Regions from separate parts of the Homo sapiens genome. Here all the other regions are linked to region 2. Evidence: chromatin contacts called from ENCODE Hi-C or POLR2A ChIA-PET data. All regions are on one chromosome and are shown on one strand. Each heading gives the region's core, a stretch centred on a gene start or an enhancer-like site at or near the end of the contact. The rest is flanking DNA. Distances are from core to core; before and after follow the strand shown.

Evidence for each region. Hi-C counts contacts between places; a loop is a spot of excess contacts on that map. ChIA-PET counts read pairs that join two places held with the same protein, here RNA polymerase II (POLR2A). Pooled maps may share reads with other maps.
Region 1: a loop to region 2 is called in a pooled map, with 2.0 times the contacts of the local background. The contact joins two enhancer-like sites. A Hi-C loop is called at or near these places in 2 of 50 pooled maps. POLR2A ChIA-PET finds 5 or more read pairs at or near these places in 4 of 52 experiments (CD8-positive, alpha-beta T cell, PC-3, Panc1 and 1 more).
Region 3: POLR2A ChIA-PET joins it to region 2 with 16 read pairs in activated naive CD4-positive, alpha-beta T cell. The contact joins two enhancer-like sites. A Hi-C loop is called at or near these places in 2 of 37 single-sample maps with no recorded cell type and 2 of 50 pooled maps. POLR2A ChIA-PET finds 5 or more read pairs at or near these places in 2 of 52 experiments (activated naive CD4-positive, alpha-beta T cell and naive thymus-derived CD8-positive, alpha-beta T cell).

The regions. Positions count from the first base shown.
Region 1 is chr22:39,918,312-39,922,483 of GRCh38, reverse strand. All of the region lies in intron 1 of GRAP2 (GRB2 related adaptor protein 2), which reads right to left. Among named protein-coding and RNA genes, the nearest start is that of GRAP2, 19 kb to the right of the region's middle. RefSeq lists an enhancer at 1,357-1,406. Within about 2 kb of position 2,088, at least 3 of the 41 ENCODE cell types and tissues checked have a DNase peak (open chromatin) inside an H3K27ac peak, as active enhancers do; they include CD8-positive, alpha-beta T cell, where a contact is called at or near this core.
Region 2 is chr22:40,321,860-40,325,979 of GRCh38, reverse strand. TNRC6B (trinucleotide repeat containing adaptor 6B) reads right to left here. Exons shown (of 23, transcript NM_001162501.2): 23 at 1-3,126. The coding sequence ends at 2,739. Among named protein-coding and RNA genes, the nearest start is that of ADSL, 23 kb to the left of the region's middle. Within about 2 kb of position 1,824, at least 6 of the 41 ENCODE cell types and tissues checked have a DNase peak (open chromatin) inside an H3K27ac peak, as active enhancers do; they include CD8-positive, alpha-beta T cell, where a contact is called at or near this core.
Region 3 is chr22:39,948,783-39,953,130 of GRCh38, reverse strand. The region is part of intron 2 of GRAP2 (GRB2 related adaptor protein 2); the gene reads right to left. Among named protein-coding and RNA genes, the nearest start is that of TMA7B, 9.4 kb to the left of the region's middle. RefSeq lists a silencer at 1,151-1,210 and enhancers at 1,311-1,480, 2,245-2,484. Within about 2 kb of position 1,415, at least 4 of the 41 ENCODE cell types and tissues checked have a DNase peak (open chromatin) inside an H3K27ac peak, as active enhancers do.

The DNA.
Region 1 (4,172 bases), core at 839-3,338, 400 kb after region 2:
GCTCCCTTCCTTGACCCTGTGCCTCAGTCACAGCAGCCCCATGTAAGGCATGTAAGGTTACCTAAATTTACAATGTGCAAATCATCCCTGAGTGTTTCTTCTTGGACTATTCTCCTTTTTGTACTCCTCAATTCTTGCCATCCTTTAATATGGTGCAAATGTTACCTTCTCTGTAAAGCTGTTCCCTGAGCTTAATCCTCCCTCCCTTCTGCCCCAAGGGTACCCTGGCCTCATCTTCTCATTTCAAGTATGGCACCCAATGGAAAGGCATTTGTAATGATTTGTTTGCTTGTGTGTCTTCTCTCTCAAGCTGTAAGCTCTCCCAACTGAGAAGTATCTTCTTTGTGACTTTACAGCATAGCCCAGCCTCTGGCATACAGCAGTCACTTAGTAAATGTTGAATGAATAATGAATGAATGACCTATGGTCTCTTCTGGTTTGGCTTGTGCTAAACTATGCATCTGAGAATTAGGTGGTTTTGGCAATATGATGGAGTGAAACCAACTGACAATATGATGGAACTCAACTTTGCTCTTAAGAATAAGAAGTTTTGGGGAGGCTTAGGCTGGAGGATTGCTTGAGCCCAGGAGTTCGAGCCTGCAATGAACTATAATTGTGCCACTGCACTCTAGCCTGGGCAAAAGAGTGAGACCCTGTCTTGCAAAAATAACTAAATAAATAAATAATAAAAATAAAAACAATGGGTTTTAAACATTTGAGCTAATGGACCACAGATGATAAGGAATTTCAGTAACACATTTTCCTAGACAATATTTCTGTGTGTACTACATCTGGAGATGGTTCAAATAAATGATTAAAACATGTAAAACAGAACCATTAAGTAATCTAGATCATTTACTACAAAAGAGAAACTTGAAGAGACTTAATAATGGTTTTTAATAAAAGATTGTACTCCAAGGATGGCTAAACATCCTCCTTCTCCACAAACACAAAATAAGAAGAAATGAGATGAAAGCGCTTCAAAGATTAAAGTCAAAAACAAAAAGGAATTGAATGGTTTCCTGCCAGGCAGTGTAAACCCATTTCAAGTCACTATTACAGATAACTCACATTCGGAATCAGGCACAGCTCTAAATGCTTGCTATGTATTATGTCATCAATCAATCTAATTTTCATAATGAACCCATGCAAGTTTGTTTTAATTTTATTATTCCCATTGTACAGGTGAGGAAATAGAGGTTCAAGGTGGTTAAGCAGCTAACCCAGGTCACACAGCTGAGAAACCATAGAGCTGAAATTCAAATCCAGGCTGGCTGGCTTGTGAGGTTTTGGTCCGACTTCTAAGCTTCCTGCCTTGCTAGAGGCTGACATAGATGTCAGACCTCTGTCTGGGGATGGAGGCCTGAAGCTAAGCTCAAGAAAGCTCGAGAAGTTCAAGTGGCTAGCTTAAATTTAAACAAGAAAATCCTTGAATATACAAACGATTCTTCATTGCCAGGGCAACCAGCTCTCTTGAGGTCGTTACATCAGATTGTGTGTGTGTGTGTGTGTGTGTGTGTGTGTGTGTGTGTGTGTGTGTCTGTGTAGAGAAGTTAAATACCCATTTTTTGTATTCTTTATTCTGGTGAGCTGGCCTATCAGGTCTTGTCCTGCTAATGAGACAGTAAGTCGTTTTGACTTTTTTTTTGGCTGTCAGGGCATGCACGGTTTCAGCATCCACGTGTGTGTGTGTATTTATAAGACCTGACATGAATCGAGCCATATTTAGATATTATGACTTTACCTCCAGAGTGACGGAACTTACTCTGGGGGTTGGAGAGTCAGCATCTTCTTCCCTGTTATTTTTTCCAAGGCAAGCTTGTTTAGCCTGCCTCTGGGGCACATGAAGTGGGGTCACAGTCAGCACAGAATGGGGGCAGCATGTTCTGCAATTCAAATGCAACTCAAATGCCTGTGCCAAAGAAAGTCAACACTCATCTGATGGGCAGCAGAGAGGGGGCTCGAACACTGAGCTGCACCCCGGCTGCAGGAGGCCTGGAGGCTGGTTCCGGAGAACCAGGCAGCCCAGCAGGAGCCCCGTGAGAAGGGTGGGAATGAGTCACCAGACTTTTCAGGTTGATTGAGGTGATGTCTGTTGATTTTCTTTGAATTTAGATGTGTTATCAGTTCACACATTGGGCATAACGGGAAGAAGATGAGTGAACATTTTCTTGATAGTGCCTGACATTCAGCAGGGTTGTGATAAGATGTGGGGTAAGATATGACTCTGCAAGAATATGCTGGACAGTGTGTGTCCCCTAGCGTGTACCAAAGGAGCGGAGGCAGATGGACCCTCTTGGGAGAAAACAGTGTGACAAGCCCACTCTTTGTTCTCTGACAGACACAAGTTGGCCTGGGTGGATATTTACTATCTTAGGGCAAGGGGAAGAACTGCTAATTTGTCACACATTGTGTTCATGGTCTGGGAAAAGCACTTGCTTTTTTGACATTGGGTCCTCCACTACAACCAGATAGATTCTGAATGCTGTGGTTAAGAGTTAGGGTTTTAGGAGTTCGTATAATCTCTCTGGCCTCAGTTTCCTCATCTTTAAGATGGAAACAACAATGGCACTTATCCCCTTAGATAGGAATAAATAGACTAATACATATCAGGCACTTAAAACAATATATATCCAGCATTAAACTTGTATTTACATGAATGCATGCATCCTTATTTACACAACTTCATATTTATGGGAGGACTTACTCCAATGCTTGCTCAAGATAGATGCTTAGTAAATATTTGTCAAATATTGAAGGAGATAGAAGAATGGATTTAGTGGGGTACTTCTATGGCTATCTGTTCTGACTTCTCAGTAACCTGTAATTCAAGGATAGACAGGTAAAACTGGGTGTTAGATTTAATCTCTATTGAGCAATATTTCAAAAAAGGGGAGTTTTCTGCAATCATACATCTCTGAAGAATAGATGGAAATGGAGATGATGAGTTTGCATGAAGATTGTGAAGGAAATGGCATGAAGAATTGACTTGTCACATGTGAAGGACAGGCAGCAAGGACAATGACTCTAAATAAAATAAAAAACAGGGTCTAATATAATTAGAAACCTTAAAACTGCAAAATATAAGTTATTTGTGAATCTACAAAAATAAATACATACAAAAAACAGGAGTCAAATCTCTGACCTGTATTTACCTTCTCTTGGTTGTTGTAATAATGATAGCTTAGAAATAGAAGTAAAATGAAAAGTATAATGTTTAGGAGCTGGTACAGTATGACAAGAATACCTTAATATTAGATTAAATTATATAAAATCACCACTTTTGGGGTAAAAAATAGGGTCAGCTATTGTCAATATCTTCTATTTATTTTTATTTTTATTTCTTTAGAGACAGGGTCACACTGTGGCCCAGGCTGGAGTGCCGTGGTACAACCCTGGCTCACTGTAGCCTTGAACTCCTGGCCTCAAGTGATTATCCTGGGCCCCAAAAGTGCTGGGATTACAGGCATGAGTCACGGCAGCCAGCCCCCAGATATTGTCAATTTCATATGATTTGATGTAGTATATTTCAGCTAATTGTAGCTAAATCAAAATACTCACAGTGTCTTGCCTTTATTGCCTTTTAACTATGGCCATAAAAATAAATTGGACAATTTTATTTGTCTTAACCTCTTTTACCTCTCAGACTTTGTGCATAGTAGGTACTAAACAACGTTTTGTTAATTGAGTGGTGTTTTTGGTTATCTTCTCTCAAAAGGCAGGACAAAAATTTGCCACACTATCAAATGCTGAGACTGCCCTTAAAATATAATTACCAAAGTGTTCGCTTCACTTCAGTTTTCATGATTTAGATAAATCCTTTTTGTTCCTTGTTTGGGCAGCACTGGGAAGCTAATTAATACATTATTAATATATTGTAGAGGCAAACAAGACTCTGCTTGCTCACACAGCTATGACAATAATAAATTCAGGTCAGAAATATTTTTTCAATTAAGGGAAAATGTTATTATAATGAGAAGTTATTTTTAAACAACAAGACACAACTCAGTGTCGAAACACGGCAGAGACTTACAAATGAGGTGAATGGCAGAGTCAGGCAAGCCCTCTCCTGATGGTTCCAATCATTTAGGGCCCAATATGGACGTCTAAAGTGCCCTGCAATGAACTCGAAATGATAACCTTTTGGGATCCCAGCAATGAAGAACTTCGTT
Region 2 (4,120 bases), core at 575-3,074:
AGCTTCTCATGTTTATTTTTACATATTTCAAATCCCTCATTATGTCTTGTAAACAAGAGGGGCTCTAGCACCCGGCTTTCACCGTAGTATCGTAAGGAACTCAACTAACCCATAGTGCAGGTCAAGGAACCAACAGGCAGGAGGAGAGGAGGGTGGGGCAGGACACAGCAGTGAACCAAGAGCGGCAGTGGACAGGGTCGCCACTGGCTCGCAGGAGCCTTGGGATATGCTCCTGGCCCAGGGACACTAAGATTTAACCTTCTCTAGATGTCTGAATACAAGCTGCTCTTCACCTGGTGGTCACCGCACGACAGCACTTTGCTCCACACAGAGAGCGGTCAGTGGGGGCTGCTGGAAGCAGAGCTTTTGCATGGGGAACAGTGGTGGAAGGGGCACGGTGGTGATTCAAATTGCAGAGCAGGAAGAGGGCATGCTCAAGGCACCCAGCGGGGCCACGTCAATGCTGCAGATGCCAAGTGTGACCACCTACCCACAGAGGGCTCATGCAGGCTTGTATATGTGAACACTCACTTGAGTCATGCCTGTCAATCTCTTTTGAGGCTAGGTTTATAATCAACAGGGTAAGCCAGAAGGGCTACAGAATTTCCCATTCTTTGTCTCACAAAACCACTGAAATGCAAATAACTTGTTTTAGGCTTTTCCTATACACACCCACCCACCCACCTACACACAGACACAAGCTAAAAAGTCAAATACATTAGGCATTGTTGTATTGTATCCTTCACTGAAGACGCTAAAGAAAGAAAAACTCCCTTGTCCTCAATAGCAGCAAGTTACAGAGGACAGTAGAGGTCTGCTCCCACCAAGGGTTGGAATGGGCAGGTATTTGCTGGTACAAAATGTCGGCACTTTATGTTAAACAGCATAATGCAGACTGGGATGTCCACACAAGTGCTAGCACGTCACCGGCATCCATCCCCCCACCCTATCTGGTTTTTCGCCCCCTTCAGGTCTGCTATAATTCTCTTCACAATAAGCAGTTTGATACATTTTGATTCCGACATAAGTACATACATGTTGGTGATAACTGTAGATTAAACGTTGACCCCTGTTCGGCCCAGAGTACTACTACATTGATGCTTAAAAAAAAAAAAAAGTATTTAAATACCGAAATTAAAAAAGCAAAATTACAAGGTGGGGGGAAGAGGTCAAAAATCAAAAAAAGGTGCAATACTTAAAAGTCTTCGCTAAGTTATACCTGCCTAAGCAAAACCACATACACAGGAAATACACAACACAGAGAAACAAAAGGAAACGCTTGAAGTACACACTGGTTTAAGAACATTCGTTAAGTAAACGTTTCTGTCAGTGATGGCCTGGTGCTGTAACGCGCCACGGCCTGGCACAGGTAACGCTCGGCGAGAAAGGAGCAGAGGGAGTAGCTGCAGATGCTTTCAGGAGGCTGCTCACCACTTATTCTTTTCTGTTTTCATAAAATGAAAAAGAGAACCAACCAACAGAAATATGTAACTCAACTTCACCTAATTTTTTGAAGAATTTCTCAAACCTGATCATAAGGAAAGAGGGAACAAAGTTTCTCTGTTTTTGAGACATCGCATCATCAAAAGTTATCTTCCGTTCCCATTTCAAACTAACGAAAAGGCCTGCATGAAACTTAACAGATACTCAGATGTGCCTGGTGGCCATTCACTTAAAAAAAAAAAAAAACAGAAATAAACACACCGTTGCTCCAAGAGGTACCTCCTGCTCTAGTTTTTTGGACTTGGCAGTGCTCCACTCTACTGCTAGGTCAAAAGAACAGCCAGAGAAACCCCACATTCAGGCTAAGTTGCAAATGGAAAGGAGCTCCCTGCTTTCATCATTAAAAAGCACTCTGTTCATCTTAATGCAGCCCAATGGAGTTGCTTTAGTAGCAGTGGCTCTCCGGGCCTGTGTGTTCTCATAGTTAAAAAAATAAAATAAAAAGCAGATGGGCCGGCCAGCCAGCCTGCAGACTGTCAGCGATGCAGCTTTCTGAGAAGTCAGGGTGGGGCAGGGGAGAAGGGAAGAACACAGGCACACACACAGAGACAGAGAAGGATGCACGCGAATGCACATGAACACACGTGCACACACACACCAGAACGAGCATGCCTGGGCAGTTACATGTGCCAGAACACACTGGTATTTATCAACCAGCCAATCACAAATTTTTTCCTTTTTTTTTTTTTTAGGTTTTTTGTGTTTTTGTTTTTAAAGTGAGGCTCCGTCAAGTCTTCCCTCCCCCCTCCCCCAACAATTCTTTTGAATTTCCCTCCCTCCCAAACATGGTAGACCTAAGGACGGAAACACACCCAGTGCAAACAAAGTTAAAAAGCTATTTTTTTTCAGTATATATGTTTCTTAGCAACAACTTCCATATAACATGAAAAAAGTGAAAAACTAGAAACTAATTTTTTTAATTTTTTTGTGTTTAAATTTAAATGGTATGTGTACTTGCTTCACATTGTCTTTCTAGGTTGGCGTTCATGATTCAAGTATTTCAAGAGTGATATGTTCTCTTTTTGGATTCATATTCCAAACGAAAAAACTGAAGTTATAAGGGAGGCAACTATGTGCTCAGACAGTCTGTCAATGACCCACCTTTTTTTCTCTCCGTTTTCTTTTTTCCTTTTAAAAATGTATTTATTGCAAGTTGAAAAAAAAAACGAAAAGGTCAAGTTAGTGCTGCTGCTGTTCCAAAAAAGGTCACGAGGTCAGAGTTGAAAGTTCTAAGTTCAGATTGAATCCGACCCTCCTCCCAGAAGGTCACCAGGTAGTAAAGGAGCAGGGCTGCCCATCCTATGGGGATCTTCCACCGTTGGGACTCCCCATAAGCTAGAAGAATAGTTTGGGGGCCCCCACAATGAAGCGCCAGCAAGATCGGCCCCGCTGCTGCCACCAGCGCTGCTGCTCCACTGCCCGAGCCCAGTGGACCCACCAAAAAGATTCAGAGCAGGTCCCACGGGATCTGACTGGTTCTGGCCGGTCTCCAGCGACTGCCACCCCGCAGCTGGCGCACTTGGGGTTGCTGCAGGTGTAGGGGGCTGAGCTTGTGCCAGAAAGCGGCTGACTTCATCATCAGTGGCAAACTCAGCAAGGATGGTAGTGTTTCCCAACACACACCTGGAAGAAGGGAGGGAAAGAGAGCTATGGATCTCAGGAAAATCCTAAAGCATACGGAGGGAGCGACTGCAGTCCTTGACATTCAATGTGCAGTCCTTTGACTAGAAGCTGCCATATCCATGAACGCTTTTTAGAATGCAAAGTCCAAGCTCCACCCAAGACCTCTGGGTCCAGAACTTGTATTTCAACCAGACCGCCAGGTAATTAAGAAGTAATGATGTAAACCAACAAGGCATCACCAAAACTCAGGATAACCAAGGACTACTAGAGAATACTATATTCTGATATTTCTTGGTGTATGGAATTTATATATTCTAGACAACTTAGCTATCAAGAAAAACGTGTGTGTCTGTGGGGGGCTAAGAGGGATGACTGAACTGGCAGAGGACTCTGATACTGTAATGGTAGATACCCGTCATTATACATTTGTCCAAAACCATATACTGTACAAGGCCGAGTGAACTCTAATGTAAACTACAGACTTTTGGTGATAAGGAGGGGTTCAGCAATCTTGACAAATGCACCACTCTGGTGGAGGATGTTGATAATAGTGGAGGCTATTCATGTGTGGCAGCAGGAGATATGACAGAAATCTTTGTATCTTCCTCTCGATTTGGCTGTGATCCTAAAACTGCTCTAAAACAAAATAAATAAAGCCTTAGATAAAAAGGAAAGAAAAATATGGTCTCTTTCTTTCCCCATGTGAGTTATGAGGCAAGAGACCATACCCAAAGCATCGAAGCAACCTGGCTTCAGTCCCCGGAAGTGCTGCTCTTTCTCAGGGGCTCCTCGCTGCCTGAGCCCCCTCATCCCTGGCTTGCAGTGTGTCTGGCTTTCTGTCATGGCATCTGCAGCCAAGGGCAGTCAGGTCTTCTCCGTCCACCAGTTTGACAGTGGCAGGGAAGGGGATGGGCAAAGTCTGATCTAGCGCCACCTAATTTAAGCAAAGACCCTGCTACCCCCCAAGACCACAATATTTCATCATCTGCAAAGA
Region 3 (4,348 bases), core at 166-2,665, 370 kb after region 2:
CCTTGGGCTTCTTTCTCCCAGAAAAGAAGATGGGAAGATAATGGAAAGAACTAAGTGCTTGAGTGGAGATGATGACCTATTTCTAACATCACTCCAAGGTGGAAGGAAGGGGACAGTGTTGTGAGTTGGGAACGAGAAGACCTGGTTTCTAGCTTGGCTCCATCACTAGATATGTGATCTTGGCCAAGTCAATCAGCCATTTGAAAAATGGAGATAATAATAGCCACCTAGCACCTCACAGAGCTGATGTGAGGATCAAATGAGCCCTGGTACCTGAAAGTCCTTCAGAAAGTGTAGACTCTTTTCAAAAAATACAATTCCATCAAATGTGGTATTCTTATGAGGGAGGCCTCCAGCTCTGAATAGGACATGGAAGGGTTTATACGTTCTTTAAAGCATTATGTGTGTATGTTTTGAATTTAGTCATTTATTCTGAAGGAATAAAAGTGTGTCCCATATTTGAGTTTGAGATTGCTGAGAACAGAAAACTTTATAGTTTCTAACATCAAATGTGACTGCTGGTGTCACTAAGGACATGTGGGTATGTGTGTGCTGAGGGGGCAAGGGAGGAAGCAGAAAATCTAGGTCAAAAGAACTAGGAAACCCAGCAGCAGCGCCTCGTAGCCACGTAAAAACACAAGAGCACACTGCACTCCATCCATCGCTTCTGAATTCATGGCATTGGAATTCCTTTCTCCCGTCACATGGGAATGTGGTGTTTGGCCAGGGTAGCAAATGTCACACAGAAAGGGGTAAAAGAGGCCATTTGGAAACTACCTTGTCACCGTAAGAACCACACGTTGAGGCCGGGTGCCATGGCTCACGCTTATAATCCCAGCACTTTGGGAGGCTGAGGCGGGTGGATCACCTAAGGTCAGGAGTTTGAGACCAGCCTGGCCAACATGGCAAAACCTGATCTCTACCATAAAGACAAAAATTAGCCAGGCATGGTGGTGCATGCCTGTAATCTCAGCTACTTGGGAGGCTGAGCCACGAGAATTGCTTGAACCCAGGAGGCGGAGGTTGCAGTGAGCCGAGATTGCGCCATTGCACTCCAGCCTGGGCAACAGAGCAAGACTCTGTCTCAAAAAGAAAAAAAAAAAAAAAAAAACCACACACTTTGTACTTCATTTTCTGACCTGAAAGCAGCTCTGTAATTTTAGTTATCATGCCTCAGACCTCCTCTAGAAACTGAAAGATTATCCCACAATGCCAGCCATTTCTCTCCGCCACCTGGTGCTTGGTCTGCCTAACACTGTGTTTCTAGAGAGGTGAATTTGCAGGCTCTTTACCATGTATAGAAGGTGAGGTTTTTTTTTAAAAAAAATTCTCATTTTCTGCAAAGAAAAGTATTTGAGGGGAGGGGAGATGGTTTCCTCCTGCCGTTGTGGGCCCAGGGCCCCACACTTCCTGTTCTTCTCATCTCTCCATCTGTTCGGTTCCCCCTATCTCGTGTACCCATCGTGTAAACCTGAGCAAGGCGTTCAGCCTGAACACTTGAAGTTTTACTCTTGACTGTTTCTTAATTCTTATAATGTTCCCTAAGAGATGATTTTTTGGGTTACATGGCCTGTGAATAAGTTAGACGTGGGAAGAGAAGGGCCAAATTACGGCTGGAAGAATTTTTAAATTGGATGAAATTGTAGCTTTTAGAAACATAGCAAAAATCTGAAGTATTGAAGAAATGAATTATGTGGAATTAACTCTTAGTGCTTTTAGGTTGCTATTTTAGCAGGAAGAAATGAGGTCGCATTAGCTGCATTACAGAAGGAGACAGAAATGGACTGGGTCAAGAGATATTTTTCAAAGCTACTGGCAAATTTAATGGCAAATTCAAATGTGAGGCTGGTGCTGTGTGTAGCTGCAGGTATGGTGGTTTGTGGCATGAATAGGAAAAAAATCTGATTCCTGAGTTTCCAAATGTTTCCGTCATAGGAGAAGCAGGATCAAGTCATTTGGCAGCGTTTTCCTGTCCACCATCTTGATCTACATGCCGTGTAGATCACCATCTAGTGAGCACCTGCTGATTGCACTTAGGTGCATGAAATATGGAGATAAATAAGCTGGGGCCTCTGCCCCAGGAAACTGATGGTCTGTTGAGGGTGGGTGGCTGCTCAGACTTTTTTGTACCTTTCTAATGAAAACCTCTGTTTAGTCTTTAGCACAAAAGGCCAAACAAGTCAGAGAATCCCAGAAGCGAATTGCTGGGGTAGTCAGGAGCTGGCTTTGAAAGTATTTGTGAGGATCCTGGGTGTGTTACCCATTGAGGAAGGTGGGGGGCAGACATTGCAATCACATGTGGGGAGTCCCAGCCATGGGAACCAATCACCATCCTGTAGACATTCTGTGGGGCTCAGTCAACAAGCCCTCCCCATTTTGCTCTTTACCTGCAATGGACAGAATTTGAAAAGAGGGAGGGGGTTGGCTTTCCAATGGAATTCTAAATGAACAGGAAGAAATGCAATTTAGCAATTCAAGAAATATGTACTGGGCATCTATTTTGGGCCATGACTTGTGTTAGATGCTGTGAAGACACAAAGACGAACCTGGCATTGTGTGCACACGTGCATGACATTGCTCTCAGGGAATGGAGAGGAATTGAAAGTTCATTCATTCGTCAAGTGTCAGGGAGTTCTAGGCACAGCTCTTCTAGACATTGAGGCAGAAACAGCCCCTGCCCTTGCACAGCTTTTGCTAGTGGAGTAGACAACACATAAACGAGCAATTAGGATCCCACGGGGCAAAGGCAGCAATGAGAGGTAGAAATAGAGGGTGCATGAGACCACAGGGTCATGGCCTGCCTATAAATAGCTGCCATGTGAGGCAAAGTCATAAGTGCCTGGAAATGAGTGAAGTTTATGTGAAATGTTGGGGAGGAGCTGAAGAGGGAGTGATTTGTTTCCCTGGGATGGTAGGGAGTGGAGAGGACCAGCGAGGTTTCCATGGTAGAGGAGGTCAAGTATGTGTGTGTAGGAGAGGGGCAATCAGAGTATATAGGGGAGAGGCTGAGAAAGGGCGGTGTATACATTGCAGTGCAACCTGGGGGCGTTACATCTACAAAGATGTCTCTGTGTGGGTGTGTGCACACATGTGTACATGTGCATAATGACACTGGACAGTGGTTTGGGGCCAGATGTTTTCAGTCTCAATCAATTGGTAATTGGAAACCCCTGAATGCTTTTGAGCAAGGAAATGATATGATCTGATTTGTCTGGAAAGATCCCTCTGGGACTAGTAAGAAGAATGAGTGAAGGAGGAAAAAGACAAGAGGTAATGAGGTCAGTCAAGGAGCTGTGGCAATGATCTGAGCAGTCAGAAGCAGCGGGGATGGATGATCCCGATAATGCGGGCCACCATTTATTGGGCGTCTACGTTGGGACAGGGTCATCACCTCGAATCCTCTCCACAACCCGGCAAGATGGATACTACCTCCACTTGCTGAGGAAGACACTAAAGCTCAAAGGGGGCAGATGACTGGGCCCCAGTCTCCATGGTTAGTAAGCTGGGATTCAAACTCAGATCCATCTGACTCAAAGTCTATGCTCCTTTTTACTGCCTCACACTCCTTTCTGGTGAAGAAGAGACTTGCTTGAGAGATATGAGGAAAAAAATACATTCAGAGCAGAGTTTAGTGCTTAGGAGTCAGACAGAGTTCTGTCCAGGTCCTGGATTGGTCACATGCTAGCTGTGTGACTGTGGACATGTGATTTAATCCCTAGCCTCAGTTTCTCATCTATGAAATGGAGGGGAAATGAATGCCTACCTCACAGGTTTGCTGAGATGATGAAATCATGCCTGCAAACCACTTAGCTAGATCCTGGCCCTGAACAGGAGCTCAGGAGACGTTGGTTACTGGTCACCAGGATTTGGTAAAGGAGGCATTGATGATAATTGGGGCTTCTAGCTTGTGACTGACCTAGGATAATAATTAGAACATGGAAAGAAGAGTGGCTTGGGTGGAAATGGGGGTGAGATGGGCATGGGGGTTTGAGTGATTCTCGGCATCCTGAGTTAGGGGCTGGAGTTCATGTGGGGACATCCAGCAGACAATTGGAAGTCTGGGTCTGGAGTTCAAGAGCAAGGCCAGAGCTAGAACACGAGCCACAGACTTGAGGGTCTTTGGCACAGAGGTGATAGTTGCAGCTGAAGAAGTGGATGAGGTGGCTCAGAGTGAGAAGAAAAATCAGAAAGCCAAAGGCAGCACCTTCAGGGAAGTGTATATTTCAGGATCAAGAGAGGAAAAAGAATGCTTGGAAATGAGACCTGTAGGAGTGGTCAGGAAGGGAGGAGAAGAACCCGGAGAGGGTGGTGCTGCCAAAGCCAGGGAGAAAGGGGCTTCCAGGAGAGG